2 separate regions of the Homo sapiens genome follow, and region 1 is linked to region 2. Evidence: chromatin loops called from intact Hi-C (ENCODE). Cell type or tissue: gastrocnemius medialis. All regions are shown on one strand. Each heading gives the region's core, and the rest is flanking DNA. Links, peaks and the distances in the headings are about the cores only.

Evidence for each region. Peaks named below come from ENCODE experiments on the same cell type or tissue, not always from the same donor. Only the 100,000 strongest peaks of a DNase experiment are listed, where the experiment ranks them.
Region 1: a loop joins it to region 2, with 4 times the contacts of the local background. A loop is called at or near these places in 5 of 110 quality-filtered maps.

Annotation. Positions count from the first base shown.
Region 1 is chr15:33,675,629-33,686,763 of GRCh38, forward strand. All of the region lies in intron 38 of RYR3 (ryanodine receptor 3), which reads left to right. Among named protein-coding and RNA genes, the nearest start is that of CHRM5, 290 kb to the right of the region's middle. In gastrocnemius medialis, for the core only: no CTCF peak of the experiment used is centred there; a DNase peak (open chromatin) is centred at 4,903; H3K27ac peaks cover 2,305 bases.
Region 2 is chr15:33,609,963-33,621,097 of GRCh38, forward strand. It overlaps RYR3 (ryanodine receptor 3), which reads left to right. Exons shown (of 104, transcript NM_001036.6): 19 at 3,221-3,413. Among named protein-coding and RNA genes, the nearest start is that of RYR3, 300 kb to the left of the region's middle. RefSeq lists an enhancer at 2,774-3,275. In gastrocnemius medialis, for the core only: no CTCF peak of the experiment used is centred there; no DNase peak of the experiment used is centred there.

The DNA.
Region 1 (11,135 bases), core at 3,882-6,381, 66 kb after region 2:
TCTATAAAATGGACATGGCATATACATACTTACCTCATTGGGTTGATATAAGCATTACATTAGTTAATATGTGCAAATTGCTTAAATGTGTGTCTGGCATATAGTAAGCGCTTAATTTTAACTATTTTTTGGCTATCGTTTGTTGATTACTTGCCATCTTAGGCACAAATCAAGCTGCTTTAGCAAGACAATAGTCTTTTAATTAATGATTTAGCCCTTACCAGCTTTGTGTAGCCCTCCCTGCAGCAGGGAGACATTGGGAACAGGAGCATCCATTAGGATTTCATCGCAGTGCTCTGGGTGAGAGGTTCTGAGGACTTGAATAAGGCTGGTATGGTAGCCAGGATAATTGCCCCCCAAAGATGTTCACATCCCAATTCCTAGAACCTGTGGATATGTTAGGTTAAATGGTCAAAAAAAATGCAGATGGAATTAAGAGTGCTAATCAGGAAATCTCGATTATTGGAGTTGACCCAAAGTAATCCCAAGGGTTCTCAAGAGTGAGAGAGATTGACAGAAGAGAGCCAGAGATATGCAACATGAAAAGGGTGTGGCTTAAATTTCCTGAAGGAAGGGGTCATGAGCCAACAAATGTACGCTGCCTCTAGAAGGTAAAAAAAAAAAAAAGGCAAGGAAATGGATTGTCTCCCAGAGCCTTCAGAAAGGATTGCACCTTGTCACACCTTGATTTCAGTCTAGATCTGGGGCAGACTTCTCATCTATAGAATCATAGGACCGGAAATTTCTGTTGTTTTAAGCCACTAAGTTTGTGGTAATTTGTCACAGCAGCAATAGAAAAGGTGGTGACAACAAAAAGTATTTTTGAGGTGTCAGACATGTTAGAGGTAGGGTTGCCATATCCTGGCACCCAGTTAGAAATGTGAAGAAGAACAAGGCATTAAAGAGAGCATTATAGTCGCCTGAGAGATGGTCAAGTGCATAATGGACATGCAGATGGGGTCAGTGTGGGAACAAGGGCAGAACTTTACTTTTATTTAGCTCCATAGAGGTTGCAAGAAGATTTTTTCCACACAGTCTGATTTGCCTTGACACCCTGCATGGCAAACAAAACAGATATCATTAGTCCTAGCTTAGAGATGAGGAAACGGGGACTCCGAGGTGTTAAGCAACTTGCCTACCTCACAGGTGGCAAAGCAGGCATAAAAACTCATTGTATTGGGCTCCTGGAATGGTGCTTCACAGTAATCGATGCTTAAAAAGTATTCTGTGATCTGTTGAATCAATCATTGTCAGGCCCTCTCTTTTGGTAGCCTGTGCTTTAGTGATGGGGAAGAGAGTTTGGTTCTCAGGAGAGAGAAAGTCGAACACTTAATTGAGTACCTCCTTTGTGCCCGGTACTGCGCTTGGCACTTCACCTTACCTCGTTTGATTTTATTCTCGCAACAAGCAACCAAGTATAGTGACCTCTAGGCTCCCATTTTATGCACTAGGCAACTAAGCCTGAGGGTAGAAAAATAATTCGGACAAAGTCTTGCAACAAGTAAGAAAAAGGCCAAGATCTGAATTGCATTCCGTATCCCGGACCCACACTCTTTCCAGAGCACCGGGCAGGGATGCCTGGAAAGGGGGCCATGGGGATGGAGAGAGGGGGATAGGGAAGCATGGATGTTTAGGGTACATGGCCAGTGGCTTGCCTCATAATCACTTATTCTCTATATTGAAACTAAAAAGCAATTCGATGACTTTCCCAGCTGAGTGAAGACAGAGGCCCGAGGTCCCTGAGTCCTTCGCTGTGCCATCTCTGCCTCATCTTTATTTCAGAGGCATCTCTCCCTAACACATCAGCAGACGCCCTCTGTCCTCACTGTGCTCTTTTCCCCACCATCATCATCGGTCATTTAATCGCCTACATGTATTGAAAAACTGATTATGAGGCTGGTTGACAGATTTCAAAAACAGGCTAATTATCTTAGTCTGATGGATGAAACCCCTTGGGACTCTAGAGCAGGACTGGCAGAATCAGGCTGCAAACACAGTCTTACTGGCTTGCAGGGCTGCCTCTGTCAGATATGGGTATCTGTATCTGTCTGGCTAGGGAAGCAGTTCTGGGAGTGAAGCATTTTGCTTCTGCTCTTGTCTCCATCCTTAGAGATGTGGAGGCTCTGCTCAAGGTAGAAAACCACAGACGGAGGGAAATTTAGAAACAGATTTAGCAGAAATACACACCTGTCACGAGCCTATCTAGACACAGCCTGTCCTGAGAGCCAAGCTCTGTGGGCCAGTATGACTGGGGCAGTTTTGTGGGATTCACAGCCAATCACGGATAGAGTCAGGAGGCTCCATATCCACTACGCCTTCTGGACACCACCTATTTATAGGAACTTAGATTTGTTTATTCAATTGAAGCGTTGCTTTGCCTAAAGAAACCATAAAGTGAGGCTTGGGTTAAGAAGGGCCATCATCGTTGGGGAAATTCCGTCCATGCCACACCTGTCTTGTCAGTTTTTACATGGTAATGATGAGGATTGAATGATCATTCAGGCACAGTAATAAAGAGTCGGACACAGGAAGCTCTTAGTAAATGTTGGCTATACTATTTGATATGGTTTGGCTCTGTGTCCCCACACAAATCTCATGTCGAATTGTAATCCCCACGTGTTGAAGCAGGGGCCTGGTGGGAGATGACTGAATCATGGGGGGGAGACTTCCCCCATGCTGTTCTCATAATAGAGTTCCCACAAGATCTGGTTGTTTGAAAGTGTATAGTTCTTCCCCCTTCATACGCACTCTCTCTCTCCTGCTCTGCCATGATAAGATGTGCTTGCTTCCCCTCTGCCTTCCACCACAATTGTAAGTTTTCTGAGGCCTCCCAGCCATGCTTCCTGTACAGCCTGCAGAATTGTGAGTCAATTAAACCTCTCTTCTTCATAAATTATGCAATCTCAGGTAGTTCTTTATAGCAGTGTGAGAATGGACTAATACATTATGATAATGAGAGGTAGGATGTTCTAGAAGGCAGTTTGAACTTTTATTCTTCAGCCAAGGAAGCCGATATAGAAAGATAGAAGTGTACATACCCAAAAATTAAATACAGACCTGAGATGTGTCCTGCTGTTTCCTGTGGAGCCTGGGGCCAGCCCTATACCATCACGCGCCTCGAGGGGTCTGACAGCCAGTGCCTGTTCCTGTGCCCTGATAACATGCTGTAAACAGAGCAGTTCTTCTTATCACCCAAGAACAATGCTCCGGGTTATCTTCACAGGTTTTTCCTTTGACTGCAGAGAGCCTTGTAACTTTATTCTGAGTAATCACAACATCCTTGTTCTAGCAAAATGAGGCCAAAATGGTACCTACTGCACAACCTGGGCCAGAGAGGCCCTGGGGAAGCACAGAGAAATTTGCATGATGAATTCTTCAAAAGTCCTCTTGAAGTCCATGGATTTAACTTTTTCCCTGACCTTCTCTGCTAATAAGTAGTAGATACTTGATGACTTTGTAATTCAGATCAGACTTTTGGCCTAGAGGATGCTCTAGGGCACAGACCACAGAGGGCATGAGTTCCCCTCCCCCCCGCCCCCTGTAAATCTTCCCTACTAAATCTAGAGGGTGTTATTGCATCACCTGACCCCTGACACAGGAAGCTTCATTTCTCTGCCAGCAATCAGGACAGTCATCAAAAAGGCCATCAAGTTGCCACAGCTCATCTCCTCGCTGTAAATGTTTAGTGATGTGCAGTGATGCTTTGATAATGGCCACTTACTCACCATAGTGAGTAACCACTGGAATTTTGAGATTTTATTTCTTCATCCTCAGGTTTTACTGTTAGGAAAAGCAAGCTGGGTACCATCAAAATAGGGCATTAAAATGTGGTGGTAAAATTCTTGATGCTCATTAATTTAACCCAATGAAGCCAAAGGCTTTCATTTGCCATTTTAGTAAACTGACACAACCCTTTCAAGAGCTCCATGGGTCAGATAGAAATAGAACCATGGAATATTAAGCCACAAGTGACTTGACTTCATAGAAGGGCACAGAGACACAGAGAGGTAGGTGACTTGCCCAAGGTCACATAGCCAGAACTAGAACAAAGGACTCTTATTCCCTGACCAGTACTCTTGTTCCCATACCACACTTACATTCATTTTCTTCAACATAAATTTTGTATTGCTAATTTCATTTTATTGGTGAAGAAATCAAGGCTCTGGGAAAATGAGTAATCTGCCCAGCTGAGAGTCAGAAAAAGAACTAAAGCTTTATGATTTGGGAGATTTTATTTCTGAATCCATTTTATGGTTTATTAAAAGAGCATCATCTAGATATTATAATATAAAGTTAAAGCATTAATAAAGATAACTGTTTTTCTGAGTTTTATGGAGCTATTGAGAGTAAACAGCTCTCAGATGGTCAGGTAGATGTGCTTAGATTCCAGCAGCATGGGTTTGAATCCAAACTCTGACATTCACTAATTGATTGTAATATTAGGCAACTTCCTTAACCTCTGTATATTTCAGTTTCTCTATATGAAAAATGAGAATAATAGTAGCTCCTATCCTGCTGAGTGGGGGCTAGGGAATATAAGGATTAAATAAAATAGTGCTCAGCTGGATGTCCTGGTACTTGGAAGTTTGTATACCTCAGCTTCTGAAATGAGTATACAAAGCATAGATCATAAGAACTTCATCTCCACATTTATCTTTTCAGATGCGTTCAGCAAACGAGCAACAGGAAGCCCAACTCAGGTAGAATAGCCATTAACAGATTTCACTGGCTGACATCTGTGAGTTTAGCGATGGAGCCAGCCAAGGACTGAGTTCATCCAGTGGCTCTGCTCACTCTCCAGGCAGTCATCTTGCTTCTTGTTCCAGCTTTGCCCTCGAGCTGGCAGAAAGATGGTGGCTGCAGTTCTGGGCCTCATATCCGTGCACTACAGTGTCCAAGGGAAAAGTGAGAAAGTTTATCCTGCCCTGGTATTGCAAGCAAGGATCCCGAGATCACTTTTGATTACAAAAACTTGGTCACAGGCCAATTCGTGTACCAGAGTGTGACCTAGAAAATGGAACATGCTAGTTGACTTAAGTCAACAGGGTCTATTTTTGAAATAAGTTTGGGTCATTTTACATTCCTGAGGAGCATAGGCTGTAAGTTGGAGAGGCAGAAAACTGTGCAAAAGCAGGGTTCTGTTAAGAAGGAAGAAGAGACAAACGGGTGCTATGTATGTGGTCAGTAATATTCATTATGCATGATGGTTACATCTTCAGCGTCTTTAATTTATTCAGGGGTAAATGTTGACATGCAGCCGGTTCTGGCTCGTGATTTTCAGAGGGAGAACAGGGCAAAAAGAAAAGCTGTGTTCTAGAAACTGGAGACTGTGCTGTCTGTAATCTACATACGTTACCTAATGGTGCACAGCAGTTCTGCAGTAGGTGCTTTCTGTGTTTAATGTCAGCTCTGGCTTCTCAAGAGCTCTGAGCCAGATTCAGGCAGACCTCAGTTACCTCAATAGCCCTGCAATTTACTCCAGCTGCCTCAACAATACATAGAAGACTGTATCTCTCTTGGGTCCCAGTTTCTGTGGGCACATTTGTCATGGCTTTCTAACAGAGACTCTCCAGTCTGGTTTGTAGCCTCAGAAAAGAGTTAACCATCCTCAACCCAAGACTTTCTTAACAGCTGGAGTACGTTAGTTTTCTACTGTTGCTATAGCAAATTATCACAAACTTAATGGTACTGCAAACAACACAAATTTACCTCTTACGGTTCTGGAGGTCACAAGTCAACAGTAGGCTAGTAGGGCTGCATTCCTTCTGGACTTTCTAGGGGAGAATATACATTTCATGCCTTTCCCAGCTTCTTCACATCTGAAAAGTCTCTTTTGTAAGGTAACATATTCATAGGTTCTGGTAATTAGGACATGGACGTTTGGGGGAGTTGGAGGGACATTATTTAGTCTACTACTGGGAGAAATAAAGTAGAGGTCAAAATACACTTGTTCTTTACACTTCAAAATTATCTACCACCTGTTCATGCCTCCAGAGCATTTACAGCATGCCACAAGCTGACTTTTCAATCACTTAGAATTTAAAAATAAGTGTACATCCTTTACATGCACATAATTATTTTTCTTTTCCCATTGTAATGTGAGCATTATAAATTGCTTTCTAAGTGTAACCTAAGTGTGGTGCAATTTTGTTTGCTCCCTCTTCTCAAAGTGATTGGATGACTTTTTCTTCCAAACTGACCCAGATTTAAGAGCACTCACAAAGATACAACACCAGCGTAGGTTTGAGATCTGTAAGCTGCAGGGATTTGCTTTGCCAGTGGCCAACCTCCACTCTTCGATCATAATGTACTTCATTGCGTGATGGCCACTTGGACTGTGATCTAAATTTGGAGGAAGAAATAAAAGATTATTTACAGACCCCTGCAGCCTAAACATTTAAACCTGCACCATGAAAATAAGTGACCTTTCCTTTATGGTAGTTGGCATTGCAAAGCTGGTTATTTTACCATTTAAAAAGGAGTTACACCAACTTTGGTAGGTGAATCTTTAGAGAATTTCTCATAAGGGTCACACATGGTGGGCTTGGTTTCTAAAGTCAGAGCAGAAAGTTACAAAACAACAAGTGGAGCGCAATAAACAACTTAACAATGAGTGACACCTGGACTCCAAACTGATGTACTAAGGCTAGCTCAAATTTAAAGACCCTCTAACTCTTTGTTATTATGTAAAAGGTCTGACTAGTCCAAAAATTAGGTAATGAGTAGGTTTTTTTTTTTCCTTTTTGAAATATCCCTCAGGCATCAAGTCTCCCTAAACAATACAGTGCCTTGGAAATATTTCCATTCTGAGTTAGCCTGAATAATCATTTAAAATGCAGCTTATACATCATATATTTGATATCATTGCCTTAATGTGACTACCCCTAATTACGCTAATTGCAAAAGTGAAGTGAATTAGAATGTTAATAATAATCTCATAAATGAAGCCATTTATAATTATCAAGGAAACCATCTGTACATGACTAGCTTCCCTAAGACATTCTGTTCAAGAGCATTTGCTTTATTTCTCATCAGAAAACATGTGCCTGGCAACATATTTTTCTTTCTTGTCCCTTTTTGAAAAGAACAGTATATTGTAATCCCATGAACCGAACCATCGAGTGCACTTGGCAAGGCCTTCTTGAGATTCTGCTAAGTCAGTGCATAAAAATCCTAGAGATGCAACAAGGTCTGCTGAGGCGTCCTTACTATGTGTGGTGGTTCTGAGTGGGGTTAAGTGGTGTGCACATGCATGTGTGTGTGTGTTGAAAGAGTAAGACGGGCCATACCTTGTGGCAAATGGTAGATTTAACCTCTTCACCTCAATGTCATCTTGCTTCTGATGGCTGTCCCACTTTGAGAGTCATGTTTCCTTTTTTTTTTTGAGATGGAGTCTCGCTCTGTTGCCCAGGCTGGAGTGCAGTGGCGCGATCTTGGCTCACTGCAAGCTCCGCCTCCCGGGTTCATGCCATTCTCCTTCCTCAGCCTCCCGAGTAGCTGGGACTACAGGCGCCTGCCACCATGCCCGGCTAATTTTTTGTATTTTTAGTAGAGATGGGGTTTCACTGTGTTTGCCAGGATGATCTCGATCTCCTGACCTCATGATCCACCTGCCTTGGCCTCCCAAAGTGCTGGGATTACAGGTGTGAGCCACCGCGCCCAGCCGAGAGTCATGTTTCTTATGAATACTGAAGTATTTTGTAGTCACTAAAGGGTAGCATTTCTAAAGATGAACTCAGTAAAGCAACAGAAATAAAATCAGTATTTAGTTGTAACTCTTCTTAACATCTCTAATGCTCTTTGTTTATGAAAGAGATTCATGTATATTCACAAGAAATAAGTCCCTCCATTGCTGTTTGAAAATCCTACCAAAATTGGGGAGTCCATTCCAAGATGGCCAAATAGGAACAGCTCTGGTCTGCAGCTCCCAGCATGATTGACACAGAAGACGGGTGATTTCTGCATTTCCAGATGAGGTACCTGGTTCATCTCACTGGGACTGGTTGAACAGTGCGTGCAGCCCATGGAGGGTGAGCCAAAGCAGGGTGGGGCATCACCTCACCCAGGAAGCACAAGGGGTCGGGGGATTTCCCTTTCCTAGCCACGGGAAGCCGTGACAGACTGTACCTGGAAAAAGGAGAAACTTCCGCCCAAATACTGCGCTTTTCCCAAGGTCTTAGCAACTGGCAGACAAGGAGATTCTCTCCTGTGCCTGCCTCAGCGGGTCCCAGGCCCACGGAGCCTTGCTCACTGCTGGAGCAGCAGTCTGAGATCGAATTGCAAGGCGGCAGCCTGGCAGGAAGAGGGGCGTCTGCCATTGCTGAGGCTTGAGTAGGTAAACGAAGCAGCCAGGAAGCTCGAACTGGGCAGAGCCCACCACAGCTCAGCAAGGCCTACTGCCTCTATACACTCCACCTCTGTGAGCAGGGCATAGCTGAACAAAAGGCAGCAGACAACTTCTGCAGACTTAAATGTCCCTGTCTGACAGCTCCGAAGAGAGCAGTGGTTCTCCCAGCACAGTGTTTGAGCTCTGAGAATGGACAGACTGCCTCCTCAAGTGGGTCCCTGACCCCCATGTAGCCTAACTGGGAGACACCTCCCAGTAGGGGGCAACACACACCTCATATAGGCAGGGTGCCCCTCTGGGATGAAGTTTCTAGAGGAAGGATCAGGCAGCAATATTTGCTGTTCTGCAGCCTCCACTGGTGATACCCAGGCAAACAGAGTCTGGAGTGAACCTCTAGCAAACTCCAACAGACCTGCAGCTGAGGGACCTGACTCTTAGAAGGAGAATTAACAAACAGAAAAGAATAGCATCAACATTAAAAAAAAGGACATCCACACCAAAACCCCATCTGTAGGTCACCAGCATCAAAGACCAAAGGTAGATAAAACCACAAAGATGATTATCCAGGAAAACTTCCCCAATGTAGCAAGGCAGGCCAACAATCAAATTCAGGAAATACAGAGAACACCACAAAGATATTCCTCGAGAAGAGCAACCCCAAGACACATAATCATCAGACTGACCAAGGTTGAAATGAAGGAAAAAATATAAAGGGCAGCCAGAGAGAAAGGTTGCGTTACCCACAAAGGGAAGCCCATTAGACTAACAATGGATCTCTCAGCAGAAACCCTGCAAGCCAGAAGAGGGTGGGGGCCAATATTCAACATTCTTAAAGACTTTTCAACCCAGAATTTCATTCCAGCCAAACTAAGCTTCATAACTGAAGGAGAAACAAAATCCTTTATAGACAAGGAAATGCTGAGAGATTTTGTCACTGCCAGGCCCGCCTTACAAGAGCTCCTGAAGGAAGCACTAAACATGGAAAGGAACAACCAGTACCAGCCACTGCAAAAACATGCCAAATTGTAAAGACCATTGATGCTATGAAGAAACTGTATCAATTAACAGGCAAAATAACCAGCTAACATCATAATGACAGGATCAAATTCACACATGACAATATTAACTTTAAATGTAAATGGGCTAAATGCCCCAATTAAAAGATCTAGACTGGCAAATTGGATAAAGAGTCAAGACCCATCAGTGTGCTGTATTCGGGAGACCCATTTCACGTGCAGAGACACACATAGGCTCAAAACAAAGGGATGGAGGAAGATCTACCGAGCAAATGGAAAGCAATAAAAAGCAGGGGTTGCAATCCTAGTCTCTGATAAAACAGACTTTAAACCAACAAAGATCAAAAGAGACAAAGAAGGCCAATACATAATGGTAAAGGGATCAATTCAACAAGAAGAGCTAACTATCCTAAATATATATGCACCCAATACAGGAGCACCCAGATTCATAAAGCAAGTCCTTAGAGACCTACAAAGAGACTTAGACTCCCACACAATAATAATGGGAGACTTTAACACCCCACTGTCAATATTAGATCAACGAGACAGAAAGTTAACAAGGATATCCAGGAATTGAACTCAGCTCTGCACCAAGCGTACATAATAGACATCTACAGAACTCTCTACCCCAAATCAACAGAATATACATTCTTCTCAGCACCACATTGCACTTATTCCAAAAGTGACCACATAATTGGAAATAATGCACTCCTCAGCAAATGTAAAAGAACAGAAATCACAACAAACTGTCTCTAAGACCACAGTGCAATCAAATTAGAATTCAGGATTAAGAAACTCACTCAAAACCGCACAACTACATGGAAACCGAACAATCTGCTCCTCAATGACTACTGGGTAAATAACGAAATTAAAGCAGAAATAACGATGTTCTTTGAAACCAATGAGAACAAAGACACAACATACCAGAATCTCTGGGACACATTTAAAGCAGTGTGTAGAGGGAAATTTATAGCACTAAATGCCCACAAGAGAAAGCAGGAAAGATCTAAAATCAACACCCTAACATCACAATTAGAAGAACTAGAGAAGCAAGAGCAAACACATTCAAAAGCTAGCAGAAGGCAAGAAATAACTAAGATCAGAGCAGAACTGAAGGAGATAAGAGACACAAAAAACCCTTCAAAAAAATCAATCCAGGAGCTGGTTTTTTGAAAAGATAGACCGCTAGCAAGATTAATAAGAAAAGAGAGAAGAATCAAATAGACGCAATAAAAAATCGTAAAGGGGATGATATCACCACCAATCGCACAGAAATACAAACTACCATCAGAGAATACTATAAACACTTCTACGCAAATAAACTAGAAAATCTAGAAGAAATGGATTACTTCCTGGACACGTACACCCTCCCAAGACTACACCAGGAGAAGTTGAATCTCTGAATAGACCAATAACAGGCTCTGAAATTGAGGTAATAATTAATAGCCTACCAACCAAAAAAAGTCCAGGACCAGACGAATTCACAGCCGAATTCTACCAGAGGTACAAAGAGGAGCTGGTACGATTCCTTTGGAAACTATTCCAATGAATAGAAAAAGAGGGAATCCTCCCTTACTCATTTTATGAGGCCAGCATCATCCTGCTACCAAAGCCTGGCAGAGACACAACAAAAAAAGAGAACTTTAGACCAATACCCCTGATGAACACTGATGCCAACATCCTCAATAAAATACTGGCAAACTGAATCCAGTAACACATCAAAAAGCTTATCCAATCAAGTTGGCTTCATCCCTGGGATGCAAGGCTGGTTC
Region 2 (11,135 bases), core at 3,767-6,266:
CCTATAGGTGCTTCAATGAGGAAGTTGTTCCTCTTTCTCAGTGGTGAAGCAAGGTATTAAAGTTATAAAAACAGAGTCTAAGGCCACTCCAGACTATTTGCCAATATGCATTGAGTACATTATGTGTAGCAGCACTCTTGCTGTGCAGGTGGTCCAAGCTGGATGCTCCTGTCCAGCTTTATTGCCCCACCATATCTCCCTCATCCAGCCTTCATTAACCCTCAGCTTCCAGCCTTACCAAACTCCAGCCATTCTGCAACTATGTTAGACACTCCTCTTGCTCTTTCCTTTCATTTCTCTAGAGACCTTTATATTTTCCAAGTCTCAACTTGTCCCATGCTCCCAGACAGATTCCCAGGCATCTTCCTCTCCCTCTAGAAGGCAACACATACGTACCTTCATTCCATTATTTATCGTATTATTTTGTATTTAAATGTCCATTTCCCAGCAGACTATGGGCTTCTTAAGAGCACGAGTTGGGTCTTCTGTCTTTGATCCCCAGTCCCAGGTGTAGTATCTGGCACATAGGAGAGCCTCATTACTGCCTGTGGAAGAGTGGGAGGGAATGCAATATGGCTTTGTCAATTACCCAAATTAATTAGAGGGAGCTACCTAATCTTTTTTATTAATTAAAAAGAGCACAGTGATTTTACCATTTAAAAATTCACCACTTAGTTTAGAATCTGTTATAGGTTGAGTATCCCTTATTCGAAGTTCTTAGGACCAAAAGTGTTTCAGGTTTTAGATTTTTTGGGTTTGGGAATATTTGCATATGCATAATAAGATACCTTGGAAATGGGACTCAACTCTAAACACAAAATTCCTTTATGTTTCATAAATACAAAGCCTGAAGGTAATTTTTTACAAAATTTTTAATAATTTTGTGCATGAAACAAAATTTTGACTTTTTTGATGGTGACCCATCACATGAGGTTGAGTATGAAGTTCCCCACTTGTGCCATCATGTCAGTGCTCAAAATGTTTCAGATTCTAGAGCATTTCGCATTTTGGATTTTTAGATTAAGGATGCTCAACCTGAACTAGACTAGCAGTAAGCACAGAAAACATTAAATAGTTCTAAACTGGGATTATAAATATTCTATAGCAAAGATACATGTACAGAATTTGTAAATAACTCATATCCATCAGGTGGGGATTTTTTTAAATTACCTTTTCATAGCATATTATACACCCATTAAAATTAAATTTCTAATGAATATTGTATTATACAATAAAATGTTTGAGATATAATTAGTAGAACAAGCTACAAAAACCTACTATACCCCAGTTTGAATAAAAAGTGTGTGTGTGGGGCTGGGCGCGGTGGCTCACGCCTGTAATCCTAGCACTTTGGGAAGCCAAGGCAGGCAGATCACGAGGTCAGGAGATCGAGACCATCCTGGCTAACACGGTGAAACCCCATCTCTACTAAAAATACAAAAAGTTAGGCGGGCGTGGTGGCGGGCACCTGTAGTCCCAGCTACTTGGGAGGCTGAGGCAGCCTCCTGGCGTGAACCCAGGAGGTGGAGCTTGCATTGAGCCCAGATTGTGCCACTGCACTCCAGCCTGGGCGACAGAGTGAGACTCTGTCTCCAAAAAGAAAAAAAAATGTGTATAACTCCATAAAATATATATAACTCCATCAAAATAGAGTGTGTACATATATATTTGGAAGAATTTTTATGGAGTTATATTTTTTCTTTTGTATTTATTTGAGACAGGGTCTCATTCTGTCGCCCAGGCTGGAGCGCAGTGGCATGATCTCAGCTCACCTCAGCCTCCACCTCTTGGGTTCAAGCTATCTTTCCACCTCAGCCCCCTAAGTAGCTGGGACTACAGGTGCACGTCATCACGCCCAGCTAATTTTTGTATCTTTAGTAGAGACAGAGTTTCACCATGTTGGCCAGGCTGGTCTCAAACTCCTGAGCTCAAGCGATCTGCCTGCCTTGGCCACCCAAAGTGCTGGGATTATAGGCATGAGCTCCCCAGCCTTTTTGTATACTTTCCTGTATAAATGGTGACCATTTATAATGAATACATATTATTTCTGTAATCAAGAAACAAGATATCTTTTTATCTTTTGCTGGAAGCTCTATTTTAAAACCTAACTCCTCTTTTGTTGCTCTCTTTCTAATAGAAATGTAAACCTGAGAGGGGAGGGGTAGGTGGTTATAATTATTAATATTTACTTTTAGAATTTCCAGAATAAGATGATATAGGAAAGCAGAGAGGTGATTTTCCTCACTACTTTAAGTCAGGAAATAATAAATCATCTAATGAAAGAGATGTGAAGAAGTTTTTTAATCAATTCAGAGTATAACTGGCAATGTGTTTTCCTGCTTATCCGAAATAATAAAGTTCTTTAAAACAAATAAGCAAACTACGTAGCATAGTTTTTTTGTTTGTTTGTTTTTTGAGATGGAGTTTCACTCTTGTTGCCCAGGCTGGAGTGCAATGGCACGGTCTCGGCTCTCTGCAACCTCTGCCTCCCGGGTTCAAACGATTCTCCTGCCTCAGCCTCCCGAGTAGCTGGGATTACAGGCATGCGCCACCACACCCGGCTACTTTTGTATTTTTAGTAGAGACGGGGTTTCTCCATGTTGGTCAGGCTGGTCTCGAACTCCTGACCTCAGGTGATCCACCTGCCTCAGCCTCCGGAAGTGCTGGGATTACAGGCGTGAGCCACTGTGCCCAGCCTATGTAGCATAGTTTAATGGCTAGATGGCCTTGCCATTCTTCTCTTTGATGGCTTCTCTATTCAACTCTACAGCAGTCTAATCTTTTTGAGGAAGTAGAAGACAGGAAGGTCTTTGGGCACTTACAACTAAACAGACACACACACCAGCTACTTCTGAAGAGCAAGCTACACCAGCAAAAGCAGTCTGTCTGTTACTTCAGACACCAGGCCACAGTCTGAACACTCATTGAGCACATTAAGTTTTTGTTATTTCTCATTCTTAGCAGCTTGAGCATTTCCCCTGAGACTCATCGCAAATCAGGCATGGTGTCTGCCCACTCGCCAGCTTAGGAATTCATTTCTCATTGCTCATCTCACACAAAAGGAAACAAAAGGAAAGTTGCATTTCAAATGCAGTAGTACCTCCGGACCTCTTGAGTACCCATCACACCTCCCCACCTCCCGCAGAGGCCTCTGAGCCTTTCTCAGCCTAGCAGGTGCCTCCAGAGTTCCACAGCCTTCTTCCTGTTCTTTCCTCACCAGGCCGGATACCCAGAGCTGTGGCTTCCATCAACCAGCACCTCCTGAGATCGGATGACGTGGTAAGCTGCTGCCTGGACCTCGGGGTGCCCAGCATCTCATTCCGCATCAATGGGCAGCCCGTGCAGGGGATGTTTGAGAACTTCAACACAGACGGGCTCTTCTTCCCTGTGATGAGCTTTTCAGCAGGTGTCAAGTAAGTTATGGCTGTGATTTCATGGAGAGTAGCAGTTACCCCACCTCCCCGCCACCACTGTGAGCTGCGAAGCCAGCAGTCTCCTTCAGGGCTTCAGTACTGTGAACTAAGTTCCCCAGGACAGTGATGGTGCAAGGGCAAGAGCCAACTAGAGTCATTTGCTCCATCTCTACTGGTAGAACCTCCCCCAGGGGTTGTATTATGTACTCAGATAAACAGTAAGATTAATAGGATAAATCCTGTGTAGAAAATTAATAATTATAAAAGTATTACATGCTCATTATAAGAAAAACTTCAAAGACAATAGTTATGAACAACACAGTAAAAATCACCTATGATTCCAATGGTTAGCTATAATCTCTATTAATACTTTGGCATATTTTTCAAGTCCTTTCTTCTACAAATATACATCATTTTTTAATTGGTATTACACCGAATATGAAGTTTATGTCTTGATTATCTTTTATTCAACAATAATGAGCCTTTTCCTGAGTCATTGAGTATCTTCAAAATGATTTTATAGCCATATAATAGCCCTTTATTTGGCTGTTTCATGATACAGCCATTACTTTGCTGTTCAAGTCTATGCCAATTTCATTTTTGGTCAGAATGCATGTGTGCTTTAAAGTCTAAATTTATAATTATGTGGCCAAATTGATTTTGAGATTCTCTAAACAGTTCAGAATTCCTTATCAATAACTTTAGAATCTAAAAAGCTCTGAAAACCATAAATTTGTTCATAACTCATTTTGTAATAAAATCTAACCTGAACTCATTTTGTGACAAAACTGTCATCAGCAGAAATGAGGCTGTTTTCAGTCTTTCATTTATTCTACGGCTTGTGAATATTTATATGTTTAACTGCAGAGATATTAATGTGTCTGATTATGATGTACTGCCCCTCACCTGGCTGCAGTTTCTGCTTAATGTACATAACGGGTAACTTTTAAAAAAAATTCTAAAGAATTCCAAAGTCTGAAGCACATCTCTAATGATTTCAGATAAAGGATTTGGGCTTGCAGTATCATTTAAAGCAACATATGGGAATGTCCAACTGATTGGATCCTTATTAATTTTTACTGTTATTTGTTATTTTAAATCTTTGCTGATTTGGAAAAATTGTACCTTAGAGTATTAATTTTTTCTTTTTTATTACGAATGTGGTGAAACATTTTTTATGCTTACTTTTAATGTGCTTTTTCCAACACAGTATTTTTGCTAACTTTGTGTTCTCAGCCTTTCTGATATTTATTTTTTGGTAGATATCTTACATATTTTGGATATACTGACTTTATATAGTATATGTAATATATTTACATGTTTATGTATAATAATTTTATATTAAGGATGTTAAACTGTTTTTTATTGGTTTCAAATATTTCTCCCAGTTTCTGATTTATACTTTAACACTTGGGTTTTTTCCTATTGTTTTTTGTTTTTCTTTTTCACAAAAGGAATGTACATCAAAGAAAATAGGAGGAACTCATAATAGTACCACCTAGAGATAATCATATTGGCTTTTTATATACACAGTTAAATATTGTTCATTTAATTGGGCTTGTGCTATGCATGCTGCTTTCCTATATACTATTGCTATTTCTCTGCCTCTTTCCTCGTACCTACCAGTTGGATGCTATTTTTAATTATTTTAACCACGTTATTCATTTTAATGTCTGTAAGGCAAAACCCCACAATAACCCTTCTTTCCCAAACTTTCCTCAGCCATTCTTCATCCCTGTATTTTAAAGAGATCACAATCAATTGAGCAGGAGACTGGAGTCAACATAGAATCATACTAGTGTCCATGGAAGCCCCTGGAAAGGGTCATGGCAGGAGGAGAGTTGTGGGAAGCAGGAGCTGAGATCTGGGATCACAAAGAAACCATTTCAGGGATCCAGGTCCAAGTGAGGGGATTTTCAGGGTGAAACCACTCCAGTAGGCCTCAGCACCTCAGGTGGATTGGTAAACCAAGATATGTTTATATGTTTTCCAAAGTAGGATTTTGGTTCTGTTTCAATTATATAAACTATTTAGAAATAAAGAATTGTCCTATGCGAATGGTACTCAACCTTTGGAATTTGAGACAGATGTGTGTGTATGTTTGTATATATACACAAGCATATTTACAAACATATTCATATAAATGGATATAATATATTGAAGTTATATATTGGCATTGTTTGAGGTTCTTGTAACAAATGGAGAACCAGTAGAGTAAAGCTTTACTGAGGTTGAAAATCTTCTCATCACATATTCAAGCCAGGGAATCTTACGCTATCTGCAGGCACTGTGTTCTAAGAGTTGAAAGTTCTTCTGTGCTGAGGATATTTCATCCCAATTCTTCCTTTTTAAATATGTGAGGATACCACATAGAGCTATTCTCATTGACAGCCATCAGAAGCATGTGGAAAACGGGGAGTGTTGTTGACAAGAGAGGCGCTGTAAGCACAGAAAAATCTGATTGGAGCAAAAGCCTTCTGGAAGAGGGAAAGGACCTTCTAGCCCTATTTTCCATCTTCCCCACTCCACTCCTTAGGAATAAAGAGAATGAGTACAAATATAAATACAACACAACAGTGTTGGGATCATACACCCTTTGACTCAGGAACTTTCCTGAAGAAACAAGGTTACTCTGAGTAGTCAGTTCCCGGGACTGCATTTGCATGTGTAGCTGGTGGCCTTGGTCACCCACCATTAATACTGCTCCCACTTTTACTTATTTTGCCCATGTCCACTCATGGTTTTTTACTCATTTTCAAAGGGAGTACACCTATTTCACAAGCAAGTCATCTGAAAAAACTACTTAGGCAAATTTAGATCTATGGAGAAGGGATCTTCTCCAGTCTACTAGCTAATGAACTTTTCCACATTTTGTGTTTAGAGAATGGTACATCTGCTCTCAAATGTTGCATAATGATTCTGAATCATTAGTTCATCCCTTCCGTCTCCCTCAGAACAGTGAGATAGGATCTTTGTGTCTGTGATTTTTTAGAGGGTAGTGGAGGGATTTTTTTGGAATCCTCTTGACAAGAACCGCAGTTAGCAGGTGAAAAAATAGTTGACTGAAAGGTATCCACATGTAGAAGACATTTCTGGGATCTGGTGTCTAGGTCAGCAGATCATGCAGCCTTCTGAGTGCACAGATAAAGGAGAAGCAAAGTTGCAAGAGAAGAAGAATGAGATGACTAATCATTTAGGAGGCACAACTGCTGAGGAAATTTAAGAAACCGAAGGGTCCAGATGTGTTGACTTGAAGAACCAACAGCTTAGCTCTGAGAGCTTTTTGCTTATAGCAGCTGAACAGGTGGAAGGCTAAAAAGCAGTGCCAGTGGGGTGTGCAGCGGGGCTTGAAGTCACTCAAGCTTCCTGTCTCTCAGGAAACTATGAGCTCTGATATATTCCTGGCTTCGGGTCTCACAGCATGTTGTGATTTGAAGAGAGGTGGAACCACAGGGTCTGTGTAGTTGGGAAATACATTTTACTGAAATGCCTCTAGTGCATCACATGATGACCTTGGTCAGGGTCAGTGCAGGACCTGTACTGGGGGCTAGCCAGTTGCTTATAAATCAAAATAAACCGATTGGGTATTCTACAACCCAAGTGTTATTCTTACATCAACTGGTAAAGTATGATTTGGTGCTGAAACCCAGCAGTTCTTCTCTGTACTACTTTAGTTCAGTTGAACAAAGAGCTAGAAAGAGAAACCACAATATGAATTCCAAGTTAATTAAAGTATCTTATTGAAAAGAAATGTATTGGTCGGGCGTGGTGGCTCACGCCCGTAATCTCAGCACTTTGGGAGGCTGAGGCGGGCGGATCATGAGGTCAGGAGATTGAGACCATCCTGGCTAACACAATGAAACCCCGTCTCACTAAAAATACAAAAATTAGCTGGGCGTGGTGGCAGGCGCCTGTAGTCCCAGCTACTTGGGAGGCTGAGGCAGGAGAATGGCGTGAACCTGGGAGGCGGAGCTTGCGGTGAGCAGAGATCACACCACTGCACTCCAGCCTGGGCGACAGAGTGAGACTCTGACTCAAAAAAAAAACGTATTTTATAATGAAATTGAAAAGGAATTATTGTTTCACCCAATACTGTAGATCACTTGCCTGGTTTTATAGCATCTCTCCCAGCAAGATGCAAAGTGTTATACCTGTCTAGAAAGAGATTCTTTTTCTCCCATCATAGAAGTCTTCAGAGTTGTTTCTCATATTTATTTTTAACTTCCGTATGGCTTCTAAGTTAGACTTGAGTTCTCTTTCACAGTCCTGTTTCCTCCTGTTTAATGGTCTTTACTGAGATCCTTGTCTTGAATTTTTAAAATAATTTTTATACTTACAAACTATGTTGTTAATAATACCTGATTAGGATGTCCCTGCCAGCCGTCATCGAAGAGCAAAGCTACATGAAGAGCAAAAATCTTTTTCAATTAGATTTACCCACAGTGAAGTCAAAGTTAGCATGAGTAATTACTGACAAAACCCACAAATCAATGTCATAGCCTCTTTTCTCTTAATGAATATGCCTCCATAGTTTTCTTCTCAATGTGGTTTGTTTATAGACAGTATTGTTAGTGCAGTAGGCCCCCAGTGTAACAACCGTATTCATTATAGAATAGAATTTGGGATGAGGTATATGTACCTTGTAGCCCACCGAAAAGGCTGAATTACTTAGATGCCAGGAAGCTCTTACTAAAAGTTGATCTTATATACACCCCACAAGTGGCATGAATCAGATAGACAGCATTATACAGAAAGCCATAGTATATAGTGAAATTTGGGTGCTAATTTTTTTTTGCAGAAAATTCATGAGTTAGGCATCATAGAATATATTTTATGGCTATAGTTAAACTCCCCATAAATCTATTTAATCATCTTATGTAACTCTTTTGCCAGCTCTAATTTATAAAAATAACCATATCCAAAGATGTTGTATTTGTGGTTGCTGTTTGTTTTCTGTTGGTATTCTCCAGACTTGGCTAAAATTCAGGTAACCAACAGCTTAGCTATTTCCAGCTTGCTGTGGTCAATGCTGTGGAAATTATTGCTGAGATAAATATGCTTCTTCAGAGAACATGATGGGCACTGGCTGGATTGCCCTGAGCTTTCATCAAACACTAGCCAGAAAGAAATATGAATGTGGGAATGTCCATAACTCAGATTGTTCTCCAGTCTTAGCGATAGGGGCTAAAGATGCAATTATGAATCGTGACTTACGAGTCAAATTCAGGTCAGCAAAAGCTGGCTCATTCTTTCTCCTCTTAACCACAGCTTGTATCCTTTTCTTCTGTGAAACATTATCCCAGCTCTCTGGGAGGAATTCGATAGCAGATAACAGTAATGAGACATCTAGCAAGACTAAAATGATTTTACACGTTTGCTAGCAAGCTCTGAATAATAATATGATAGCCTAACGAAAGGAAAGTTAGTCACCCCCTTTGAGCACAGCACAGCTTTGTCATGATTTTTACTATATTTTTTTCTTAATGGGTCAATCTTTCAAATCTGGGAATTTGTAGTAGGTAGACCCATCTCTCCTGCAAATTAACAAGCAAAAATGCACAAATCTCAAAGACGAAGTTGAAAATGCTGGCAGAGATTTTTCAATATAATTTGTCCTGTGTTTTCAAAATCAGTCAAGTAAATAAAAATTTCCTCTACACATCCCAAAACTTCACTACTCCCAGGCAGCTCTTACTGAAGCTATTGCTCATCTATGAGGTGAAAGAATCTAAGGACAGAGTCGCTTACTGTAAACACTTTAGGAAGGAAAAAATCTTTGAGAGCTGATGAAATATCTGAGTTATAGAAAGAACCCCAGAAAATGATACAAGTGCTGTGGTGGAACGGATTAAATAGATTAATGAATTTGATTTTTTAAATCCATTAATGTAGAGAAAAATCTGAGGATAAAGAGGAACTAATTGTAATGAAATCAGTTCTTCAATTCTCTTTTTAATTTTAAATTTAACATTTTGGGGATGCTGGGTGATTCCATGGAACTCAAGGAGCCAGGGAGGAAAACATGTAGAGAGGGGAGATTTACATTCCAACTGGACATTTCTCATTTGTGAATGAGGCAAAGGATTTAAAAGATAAACATGAAGTGCCAGGTAACAATTTACTGAGAGAAGTGGACTGGTAGGTTTAACTTTATTGCTTCTTCTTCTACCCCTGTAACTCCATGCTCTGGAGAAGTTCTCGGGTAGGTCCTGTAGCTTTTATTACTACTTTTAGGAACAAGAACAATTTTGTCAGTAATTCGAAAGTTCTATCTATTTGAATATAAAATCAAAATTTGTATTCAGTTTACAGCTTGAGCCCTTCCCCAGCTTGGGCCTGCAGTATGAGGCAGCTGCTTCTCCACATTGGTCTGCCCCTCCCTGATTGGCCAGCTCCTATTGCAGACCCCTCTAGAGTTGAGACCCAGGGAGAGATGACTGGAGAATAGGCATGTCTGATGGAGTCAGTGCTATTGTCAGGTAGCATTGAGTCTTTGTGTAGCAGTTGTACAGTTGCTGCCTCTTTCTTTTCTGGGACCCTTTTGTAGTTTTCTTAGCCTCAGGCTGGGAACTTCTGACCACAGTTCTTTTGACACAAACCTTACCACTTCTGTTGGCTGCTCCCTCTGGCTGACCCTAAACCTCCCTCCAGATCCCCTTTCCCACATCCCCCAGCCCCTGGGTTTCTGATCTCTACTCAGACATTTGCCTTTCTGGGAAGTCCCTTTTTAAGATGGCAGATGGTGGGCTCATTCATGGAGCCCTTAAATAGCCTTCTAGGGAGCACAGTCCTTGGCGTCACCCTGAGCGAAAGGGCACCTCTTTTCCATGCAGCCCTTTCTCACACTGTCAGCTCTATCACCAGGAAAATGTGTCCCTCAGTAAACTCCAGAGGACAGTTGTCAAGCTTCCACGTGGTTTCTTGAAACCCTTATCGTTTGGCTTCCGAAAAGGGAGAACGCTTCTCCCTTTCTCCCTAAAAGTTCTCTCCAAAGGAATTCTTTCCTTTATCCGTCTAGAGGTGTGTGATAGGCTGTGGCTGATAGAACTGGTTTCACAGTTTTTTAGTATATACTACATAGTTGACTCAGCACTTCACTTTAGGATGTGAAAATATTTAGCATCCTCTGAATTATGGATTCATATATCTAACTGTGGGACCTCAACCAAAACTCTGAGACAGAGGGGAGCCCACTTTCATATACTCAGATAATTAAAATGAGTTTCAAGTATTTTGTTACCTTCTTTCAGTCGTTCCCTTCAAACCTGAATTTTATCTCCCTAGTTATTACCTTTGATCTCATCAATCTGGATCTCATAGGGCAAGTTACGAAGGGGACCTTCAATATTTGTGGCGGTTTGTTGGATCGCTTCTCACGGACTCTGGGTAGTTTGTTCACAGGCAGTGAGGGGAGGAGCCACAGGTGGTGGGTGTGCCCTGGACCACTGTCTGTTCAATCTGCCTGCTGAGGGCACAGGGAATGTCATCTGCAGGACTTCTGAAGCAATCCAGGACCTTTTCTTCTACCCAGTGAAGCACTGCACGATGATGTTTAAAGACCAAAGCTTCAGTATGCAGTAAACACTGATTCCTGCCTGTGTTAATTTATTTTACAGTTTATGTGGCCATTAGAGAAGATGAGATTCAGATTTATAACCAAATGATCAGTCTCCTTTTAATAACTGAATATAAAAACTAAGCGTTGTTCTCATTAAATGCTAC